Regions from separate parts of the Homo sapiens genome. Here region 2 is linked to region 1. A link is a loop called in an ENCODE intact Hi-C map of the cell type or tissue named here. Cell type or tissue: PC-3. All regions are shown on one strand. Links, peaks and the distances in the headings refer to the core of each region. The heading gives the core; the rest is flanking DNA. Region 1 has its middle 180 kb from the start of KCND2. Region 2 has its middle 650 kb from the start of LINC02476.

The links. Peaks named below come from ENCODE experiments on the same cell type or tissue, not always from the same donor. Only the 100,000 strongest peaks of a DNase experiment are listed, where the experiment ranks them.
Region 2: it touches region 1 in a loop (5-fold over the local background); 1 of 110 quality-filtered maps calls a loop at or near these places.

Annotation. Positions count from the first base shown.
Region 1 is chr7:120,087,813-120,093,210 of GRCh38, reverse strand. No RefSeq gene overlaps it. Among named protein-coding and RNA genes, the nearest start is that of KCND2, 180 kb to the left of the region's middle. In PC-3, for the core only: a CTCF peak has its summit at 3,087; a DNase peak (open chromatin) is centred at 3,060.
Region 2 is chr7:119,254,301-119,259,698 of GRCh38, reverse strand. No RefSeq gene overlaps it. Among named protein-coding and RNA genes, the nearest start is that of LINC02476, 650 kb to the left of the region's middle. In PC-3, for the core only: no CTCF peak of the experiment used is centred there; a DNase peak (open chromatin) is centred at 2,778; H3K27ac peaks cover 1,366 bases.

The DNA.
Region 1 (5,398 bases), core at 338-5,337:
TTCTTAGCTTTGAAGAGAACTTGTGTTCTTCTTCTGCCTCCTGGCAGTTCAGCTTAAGTTGAAATTTTTGTAGCAAACCTCTTATCACAACTCCTACATCTGAGGGAAGTCAGTAATGATACTTGCACTGGAGCCTTCATTGTGATTTTAAAATACCCTTACTTTGGGGGAAAAATCCACATTATATATTACACACAGCATAATTGCCAAAACCAAAATATTTATGGGAATGAACTTTCAGGTAAGTTTTTATATTGGAAAAAAATATTATATTGTAAACCTGACATTAAAAATCAAATGTAAATCAATAAATATTTGCATGTGCATTAAGTACAACATAGCTTGTTTTAAAATACGTAGCTAATAAATAATAGCAAACACTCCCAAGGAGTTTATAATCCAGCATAAACTGATTATAAAATAAAATAAAATGAATACATATAATGCAGATAATAAAAGTTAAAATGCCATAAATACTACAAAAGACATTTAAAAATGCAGTGAGGAAGATTAGAGAAAAAATAGATTAATATGGATAAAATACCAGGAAGAGCTTCATGGAGGGAGTGATAGAGTTTAACAAGCAGAAATTTCAGAGGGAAAAACTTGGGGTGGATACTTCAAATAAGGAAATAAAAGAAGAAGCGAGCAAAAAGGGGAGGTGTGGAGTGTATGGAGAAGTTTTGAGCAATAGCGGTTTATTAGAAAGAAAATAGCTTACGTACCTAAAGAAGTACTGGGATATGCAGGCTGAAAATATGATGGGCATATTGCAAATAACCTGAACGTCAAGTTGAATAGGTTAAATCTAATCTTAGGGGAGGCTGAGGCACGAGAATCACTTGAATCCGGGAGGGAGAGGTTGCAGTGAGCCGAGATTGCGCCACTGCACTCCAACCTGGCAGCAGAGTGAGACTACATCTCAAAAAAAAAAAAAAAAAAAAAAAAAAAGGTTAGATTTCACTTAAAAGGAAAGACAGCAACAGAAAGTTTTTTTAGTAAGTATATGAGCAAGAAAGTTTAATTTTGTGTATTAGGGTTCTCCAGAGAAACAGAACCAATAGGATCTATTTAGATGTAGATCTAGATGTATGGATTTATTGTAGAAATTGGCTCGTGAATTTATGGAAGTCGAGAAGTCCCATTGTCTGCAGTCTTCAACCTGGAGAACCAGGAAACCTGGCAGCATAATTCAGGCTGAGCTGAAGGGCTGAGAACCTAGGGCAAGGCGTGGCAATGGTGTAAGTCCTGAGTACAAAGTCTAAGAACCAGGAGCACTGGTGTGTGAGGGCAGAAGAAGATGGATGTCACAGCTGAAATAGAGTGAATTTGTCCTTTCTCTGTATTTTTGTTCTATTCTGACCTTCACTGGATTGGATGATGTCAATTCACTTGGATGAAAATGATCTTCTATACTTAGTGTACTGATTCAAATCCTAATGTCTTTCAGAAACACCTTCACAGACACAACTAGAAAGACTATCTGGGCATTTCTTAGCCCAGTCGGGATGGCATACAAAGTCAATCATCACATTTTGAAAAGTATACAGAATGAATCATGTGAGCCACCTTTCCAACTCATTTATTTTTCAAAGGTCTTTATGTGGATTAAAAAATAATCCTATCATTCAGTGGCACTAACTCCTAAATTTGAGACCATCATTTTAGTTTATACAAGCACCTTACTTAAATTTATTTTTAGTTTGGTATATTGTTTGACACTCATATAGGAAGAAAAAAATGTTTTCAAAATGGTCAAAAGAATAAAGTGTATAGAGATTATTAAATTAATTTGAAGAGTGTTATAATTCTCTAATCAAGTAAAATTAAGTGTGAAATAGGATAGGGTAGTGGTAATGAATATAAAGAATTACATTTAAGGAAAAAAGAGAAATGATCATAGTTAATCCTAGTGTTTTGATCTGTAGGACATAAAAGAATGGAGAATAAGCGAATTGTATACAAATGGTAAGAGAAAGCAGCTTGAGGTGAGTGGGGCCACTGGTGTTGAGAAACGTGTTGAATTTCACCTGTGAAAGACAGTTGAAGTTAGGCAGAATAAAGTCACAGTCATGGGAGAGGATCTCTGGGAAGAGATAATAGCTGGAAGCGAGGTTGGCAATTATCAACAGCACAGACATGATTAAAACAATGGAACGAAATATCAACAAAAGAATAAAGATTATAAAGATAAGACAAATAGAAGGATAATTTGGGAAGACCCTGTTTAAATGAAAGGAGGAAGGCAAAATACACAAAGTAGTTACAATAAAGAACAAAGATATTTGGAATGATGATGGTAATTCAGGCAATATTGCTGCTCACGAAGATGGAAATTATAGTAGGCCATTTAACTTCTACTATGTGCTAATAATCACTGTGCTAGTTGCATTTAATGCTTTTCAGATTTAGTCTTCAGAACATAACTGTGATGTCTGTATTATTTATTTATCCATTATTTTTAAATATAAAAAAGTGATGCTCAGAGAGATTTTTTTTTAAAAAAAGGGGGCAGCCCTAGGATTTTTTAAACTTGAGATTCCTAGATGTTAACCTTAATAAATATTTCCTCAGATATTAAAAAATCAAGAAAAGAGATCAATTCAAGAAGGGTGAAATCTACTTTGGCTATTAAACAATCTGTCAACTGTAGGTAAAGGATATAGGCTTTCTGATTTTATGAATTAGATAGGCAATGAAAGAAATAAAAGTGGGGCAAAGACTTTTGTTTCTAACTAAGATGTAGTAACAGAGACAGAATTATCCACTCGATCGGGAAAAAATAAAAATCAGAAAAAAATACATGAAATAATGGTTTTCACTATGTCAGACACCAGGCAATGAAGGATAGTGATGCTTGAGATGTAGAAAATAAATAAGGTAAGCCCCTTTACTGCCCAGGCTATTTCCTGGAGATAATTTACAGGCCATAGTGCAGGGAGAAGAAACTCAGGAAGAGTCCTGTGCACTGCAATGGAGCTGAGATTTCAGGGCCGGGGGAAAGGAGGCTGGAGTTCACGGGGCGGAGAACTGGATGGGAGAGGACTTCACAGAATGCAAGGACCATGGAACCGCAGGGTGTCAGCCTTGAGTCTTCAGCTAAATGCCCAGTACATGAATGTGAAAAAATGACTTGAGGCCAGCACAGAACTCTCCAAAAGGATTGGTTGAAATAAATTCTAAGATTCACAGAGGGGCAGGGATATTTCTCATTCCTTTATTAAACAGGGTGGAATTTCTTCTATATGTTAATTACTATGGTGGTTCACATATATCCACATATTTCTTTTCTTTCTTTTTTTTTTTTTTTTTGAGATGGAGTTTCACTCTTGTTGCCCAGGCTGGAGTGCAATGGTGCGATCTTGTCTGATTGCAACCTCTGCCTCCCAGGTTCAAGCGATTCTCCTGCCTCAGCCTCCCTAGTAGCTGGGATTACAGGGGCCTGCCACCACGCCCGGCTAATTTTGTATTTTTAGTAGGGACGGGGTTTCTCCATGTTGGTCAGGCTGGTCTTGAACTCCCGACCTCAGGTGATCTGCCCGCCTTGGCCTCCCAAATTGCTGGGATTACAGGCATGAGCCACCGTGCCCGGCCATATATATCCACATATTTCTTGATGTTCCTCTTCCCAGGAAGGAGACTTTAATTCACAACCTCTTGAGTATGTGATTAGACTTAATGAGTCACTTCTAACAAATAAAGTATAGAAAAATAAAGATGCTTAACTTCACAGTAGATAAAACAGGCAGATACCACTTTAACCCAAGTGGTCAGGGGTTAATACCACTAGCAATGTCATTTTGATGCCTGTACAATTTGATGTGAGGTGATGTGATGTGATGATGTGATGTGATGTGATGTGATGTGATGTGATGTGATGTCGTGATGTGATGTCATGATGTGATGAGAAAGGCACTGTACCTTTATGATATTTTTCTCCAAAATCCATAGCCTCAATCTATTCATGAAAAAACATCAGGTAAACTCACACTGTGGAGCATTCTACAAAATGCCTGAGCAGTACTGTTTAGAAGTGTCAAGGTCCTGTGAAACAAGGAAAGACTAAGAAACTGGCAGAGATTGGAGGAGATTAAGCAGATGTGGCAAATAATACTCTGGACTGCTACTGGAACAGAACAAAGGAAATTGATGGTCACATGAATTCCAAATAAGGATTTTAGTTTGGCTAACAAAAAGAGGAGAAGGAGAATAAAGGAAGAAAGAAATAGGTAACCTGAATAGTTGCATATATAATAACAAATTATATTAAATGTAAAACATCCCAGAATAAATAAAACTTAAGGACCAGATGTCCTCACTGGTGAATTCTAGCAAGCACTTAAGGAGGATATAACATCTGTTCCACACAATCCCTTCCAGAAAATTGAAAAGGAGAAAATACTTCCCAACGAATTCTACAAGGCTAGTGTTACCCCAATATCAAAATCAGTACAACAATAAAACAAACAGAAATCCTAAAAGATATTACAAAGAAATGTAATTACTGACCAACATTTATATAACAAAATTTTAGCAAAGCAAATAGAAATACATATAGAAAGGATAACCCACATTACTAAATGGAATATCTTCCAGGAATTCCATTATTCAAACATTGAAAAATCAGTCAATATCTTTTCCTATATTAGACTACAGAGGACTAACCACAGAATCATCTCAAAAATGAATAAAATTATTTGACAATGTTTAAAATTCATTTCTAATTTTATAAAAAAAACTGTCAGCAAACATAGAAAATAACTTCCTCAACCTGATAAAATTATCTACAATTTATCTAGAATTAAATTTGTCTAGAGAAACAAAAATCTCTAGAAAGAAACAGAAGAAACCAAAGGTGTAGCTCAGTCTTTTTATAAATGATTCTGGAAAGTAACATGCCATCACTTCTACCACATTTTATTATTTCGAAGCTATCTCAGCCTACACTGAGGATAATGAATTTAAGATTCTCTTCTTGTAGGGAGAATCATGTAAATATTTATCCACATATTTTGAAAACCACAACTGCTAACCCTCTGGGCACAAATTATTTAATTCCACATTAACACACACACACACATGCACACACACAGGCACACACATGCACACATTAAATCGTACACTTAAATACATTCGTTTTATTATTTATCAAATTTAATAAAAATGTTTTTTAAGTAGCAAAAGGCAGAGGGATAAGAAACAAATTAAGACACGGAAACAATACTAATAAAGACATTTTTTACAAAGTGGCAACATGAGCAGTGTCATATGATGATGAAAGTTTACAGAATTTGAAGACAGAGAAATTCCTTTTGGAATTGTTGAAAACTTGATCAGTATATGTCATAGGGAATTTCTTTCAGAAAAGAAAAAGTTGAAAATATCCTCAGGTTAAAGC
Region 2 (5,398 bases), core at 275-5,274, 830 kb after region 1:
CATCTCTACTAAAAATACAAAAATTAGCTGGGCGTGGTGGCACGCACCTGTAGTCCCAGCTACTCCGGAGGTTGAGGCAGGAGAATCACTTGAACCTGGGAGTCGGAGGTTGCAGTGAGCCAAGATCGCGCCACTGCGCCACTGCACTCCAGCCTGGCGATACAGCAAGATTCCGTCTCAAAAAAAAAAAAAAAAAAAAAAAAAAAGAATCACTACGTTAGGTAAACCACATCATCTCAGGGGCTGTTTCCTAGAAAACCAGACTTTATTCCACCAAAGCACTTAATGAAACATTGTGTCGTCTTTGAACACCTGCTGAGCCTACAGAATGTCAACACCTCAAGATGATGGTACTATATTCAAGAAGTGTCTTTGTAATTACACCCCCATTTTCTTCTCAGTTGCCCACGTACAATCCTGAAATTAGCAAATGTAGAGAATAAAGTTGAATTTCCATAAACAAATTTATGTTTTCTAATTAGAAAGTTCTCTCTTTTACTATTGCTGTAAATGATCCTAAAGTACTCCAGAACAATGAACACGATTTTGTAAGTTTGGCTTATGCTAAAAAACTTGGTAATTATATACCGAGAATATTCTGTGGGCCACTGTGACCAGAGGACCTTTCACAATATGACCAGTGAGATCATAGACCCTTTGGTATCCAACCCGTGCAGACATAACAAGGAAATCTTCAGAGAAAGGAAAATAATCAAATTATACTTTTTGCATCAAGTGCTCAACTTGTTCAATCTTGCGGATGTACACATGAAAATAAAACAAAGTAGTGACAGTGTTTGCAAAAATTATAATAGTCTCTTTGCAGAGACACTGATTTCTATGTACTTTATTTGTTCTTGCCCAATTACTGAATTTGGTAAGTAGAAATGACTTTCAACACGCTTCAGCAGTGAAGAACGACCAGCCACGTTTTTAAACTACACTGATAAAAATATATAGACAGATAATGGATTTTCAAAGCCAAATTGTGTAGAAAAGGAACAGGAGCTGGCAGTGCTCTGGGAAATGAGATCTGCTCAGAGCTTTTTAAGTGACTTTTATCATGAAAAAATTATTCAGGAAAAGCTATTTAATTCTCTCACATAATATATTCTTCAGGTTTGGAGAATTATGACTATCTTAATACTTCACATGACATATTTCTAAGGCTTAAAGAAACAAAATGATATGAAATATTTATTGATAACCCACAAGGCAAGATATACTGAGGTGGTATTAAGTTCTTCTGAAGTCCAGAAACACATATTGGCATCATAATTGTGACTCTTAACTGCATGCTAAAGTAGACTCTGAAAGAAAAAGTAAATTCAGATTAATGACTAATAACGGAGAAGATCGTTCTCTGTTAAACACAAGGTAAACTCTTTTGTTCATGGGTTTATAAAAGTCATATGTAAATAATCAACTTAAGGAAGATTAGTCATACTAACATTTTTATCTCACATATTTTTTCTTCTTTGATTTTCTCATATTAAAAAGGGGATGGGTCTCCAGTGAGGCCCCACCTTCAGTCCAGGGAGGGCCTGAAAGCTAGGGACCAGGCTGCCAGTAACACAGACTGGAATAGGGACTGTGGTGCCTTTTACAGGCTGGCCCGTGGAAAACTGGCAGGGCTTCCTGCCTCTCCAGGGCCTCCTCTCTGCTGAGAGCTGAACACTTGAAGGGATGACTTGCCTATAGAGAGGAGCTACCCACCTGCAGGTCTCCTCTGAGCTTTTCTAACACTCAGCAAAGCTCCTCTTCATCTTCCTTTCCCTCCACTTGTCTGCGTACCTCATTCTTCCTGGGTGGAGGACAAGAACTCGGGAAAAGGCACCGTCGGCCACAGAGGTTTCTGGCCAGAAAAGCAACACCCAAAGATCCCATAACAATACCAACATTTTTATCTCAAGTACTTTTTCTTACTTCTTTGATTTTCTCATATTAAAAAGGCATTTGCTAATTGTGGACATGAAGAATGAGAAAAGGAATGAGGGTTATCTTAGTGTTAACACAAATCCTATTCTGTTAGTTGAGTAAAATGGATTTGACAACGGAATATTTTAAACCAAATACATGAGGTTGTCCAAGAAATCCCCATTTTCTATGTGTTTTATGGGGAAATATAATTATTTGCTGTAAAAACCATCTGCTTTTCTTGCCAACAACTTCACTTTTAATCATTGTTTCAAGAGAATGAATAATAAAGAGACATAAAAGCAAATAAAGGGAAGAGCCTTATTTGTATTTACAATCTCAGAACCAACAACGCCTTACACTTACACTTTGTTTCCGAGAACATGAAATCTTAAAACAAAAGTCAATCCCAAATAGGTTGCTCACTAATAACTTTATATGTGCTTTCTTCAAATCCAAAATAAATTTAAAATACCTAATATTTTATTTATGATACACTATAGTTAAAATTACAAAGTAATAATATCAACTACTTCATAAATCTGTTTTTAATCCATTTTGCTGGCTTTATAGGCAGAACCTAGTAAAGTTAAGGAAGATAAATACTAAGTACTGCAGGTGTTTAATCAACACAGTCCCTTTTGTATTCTATGATTTGGCTCTTCTTTTCATGATATATCATCATAAAATATGGATTTTGTTCAAAGCTTTCCATTAAGAATCCAAGATCATTACTGAAGGTGAGGATAGAAACGAAGAGTTTTTCTCCGGACAATCCTCAGCTCTGGTATACTCTTGCCTTTCCACCTCATCAGCTCTACCAAGTCTGAATTTCCTGACTTTTAAGGCACTATGCCAGCTCCATCTGTTTACTCACCTAATATGAGTTAAATTTGTTTAAGGATGAGTTTACCTACTAAGGGATTATCTTTTATTTGCTTATTATTAGCAGCAGGAAACAGTGTGTAGTTTTGTCCATGTTCTGTATATATGTGGGTTCAGAGGTTTAAATGATGGGAAATGGAATATATGCTTTTTTTAAAAAGCAATATAATTTACATTAATTAATTTAACATACGGTCTTGGGTCCAGCCAAAGCCAGGGTTCCACTGTACAGTACATTTTCTCCCTAAAGCCAAGGAAGGAAATGAGAAAATCTGTCTTTGTGTGTCTTGCCAGCTTTTTTGTTCTTTTAAAAGTGTTATTATACCTTAGTAAGAAGCAAGCTTCATATGTTTTATGTTTATCTCTTTTTCATTCATAATCATGTTTTCATATATTAGAAATACTTTGTCTTTTATCAGTAAGTCTATATTATGAAATAATTTACTCAGCTCTTAATATTGACATCTACTTCAGGGATGACTGTACAATTTTTGACATAATATCAAATTCTTGCACTCATACACACACACAAATCCTCCAAATTTTTACAATATTAAAGTTTTAAAATTATTTTAAATACATTAGTATGGACAAAATATAAGCATAAAATTATAAAATACTAAATGAAAGGCTCTCATGACAACAGTACCATCACTACATTGTTCCCAAAGTAAAACTGATGGTCAGATGGCAAAGTGCCATCAGCATTAGTGTTATGTAACAGTTGCAAAGCTACCAACATGAAAAGGTTCACTTTGGACACTTAGATTTCACTGTTTGTTATAATACAAGTGAGAGGTCTCCAAAATATTAAAGATGAGCATGTTAATTAGATGGTAAGATGTTAAATATTTTATTTTCTATAGATTTGAAAATGTGTTACTGTTAAAACAAAAGAAGCCATCATTAATCAGGCTGGTTTAGAAGCCTTCTTTCAATAATATGATGTAATACAACCTAATTATTTTATAATTATAATTTATGTACTAATCATTGCACTTCCAAATACAAAATTATGCTGTTTTTGTTTTCATTTTTCTCCCCTTGTAGAGCTTGAAACCTGTAAAATGCTAAGCTAATGATATTTTCCTTTTAAATGTTAAAAAGATAGCTATTTATACTGGTTCAAAGTAAAATTTAAAAGCCTAAAATATTTTATCAACTATGAAATATTTTAATTAAATCATATTTATATTATTATGTGAATTAAATATTTCCATTATAAATATCATAAGTATATTTATACATTTCCATTATAAATTTTATAAATATATTTACATAGGCTTACTTTGGATATATTTTTGTCAGTTTTTCAGATGAGCTGATATGACAGAATCATTTACTTTTCAAATAAACATGATGCAGCATTTCAAATGCACATTACTAATAATTCACTCTTTAGTTGATGGGTCTTTTATTGTATTTATTTCCAAAATCCCAGTTTCTTCTATTATCTTTTCCTTAGAAAGTAGATACATTTGAAAAAACATGGTTATAAAAGTAAATTTAAATCTCCCATTTCTCCAAAGATAGGAGAGAAAAACAATCAACAGTTTGTCCATGGAGAGAAAAATTTTCCATTCCAAGGATATAAACACCTTCATGAAGATTAATATTTTCTACCTAGTATTTAAAATTTCAGCATTGGTATTAGGGGTAAGACAGACTATTTGTTAGATCACTCTTGAATTAAAAAAATAATAATTGCTGTGAATCCAAGTAACACAAGCCTGCCTGACAAACAGAATGACATTTCATATTCTAAAATATGTCACAATTATATTTGAATCTAATTTAATTTTTCTCCTACCAGCAGGACATCTTAAAACAGATGCTTTTAAGAATGTCATACACATCTACTCTGTTTATCTCACATTGCTTTGCTTCCTTTTTGTTTTTAATTGATTCTCTCTATGTAGCAGCAGTCTTATAATTCCTGACTGTTTCAGTAACCCCATGACTCATCACATAAATTACTCTGTAAAATTGCTTGTACAATCTATACCCTACCTAGATATTTCACATGTTAGGGCTGACAAATAGAGACTATCACAGAATTAAACTTAGGACTGTGAACCAAAGTTAAAACTCAACTAAGTAAAACTGTATTTTGTGAACTGAGCTTAGGTGAGCTGAGGTTATTAATTTAATATTTCTCAGTGCACTTCCTATCTGCAAAATGGGAGGATTAGATGAAATATTAGTTAAGTTCTGAGTAAGAAGTTTGAATCTGGATTCTAGTCACTTAAAAGTTAGAATAAGATGACTTTGTCTATTCAAAAATACATTTATATAATTAATTTTCAAAAATTTTACTTTTATAGTCTTATCTTTAATACTTATGTATCTTTATGTTTAAAAATATTTTAATATGTGACTATATCTGAAGACCAAATAATTTGGTATCATCACCAATAGAAGTGCATCCTTCTGTGTTCAGACAAGAGCACTGAATTGAATCAGCTTTGTCTTTATAAGGGCCACCGGGTAAAAGTCTTACTTCACAATTAATCTCTGAAATTTTAGGGAAAGTTTTTATTCTTTATCTATTTAATGAAGAATTTGTTAAAACTGATTCTTTATAAGAAATTTATTT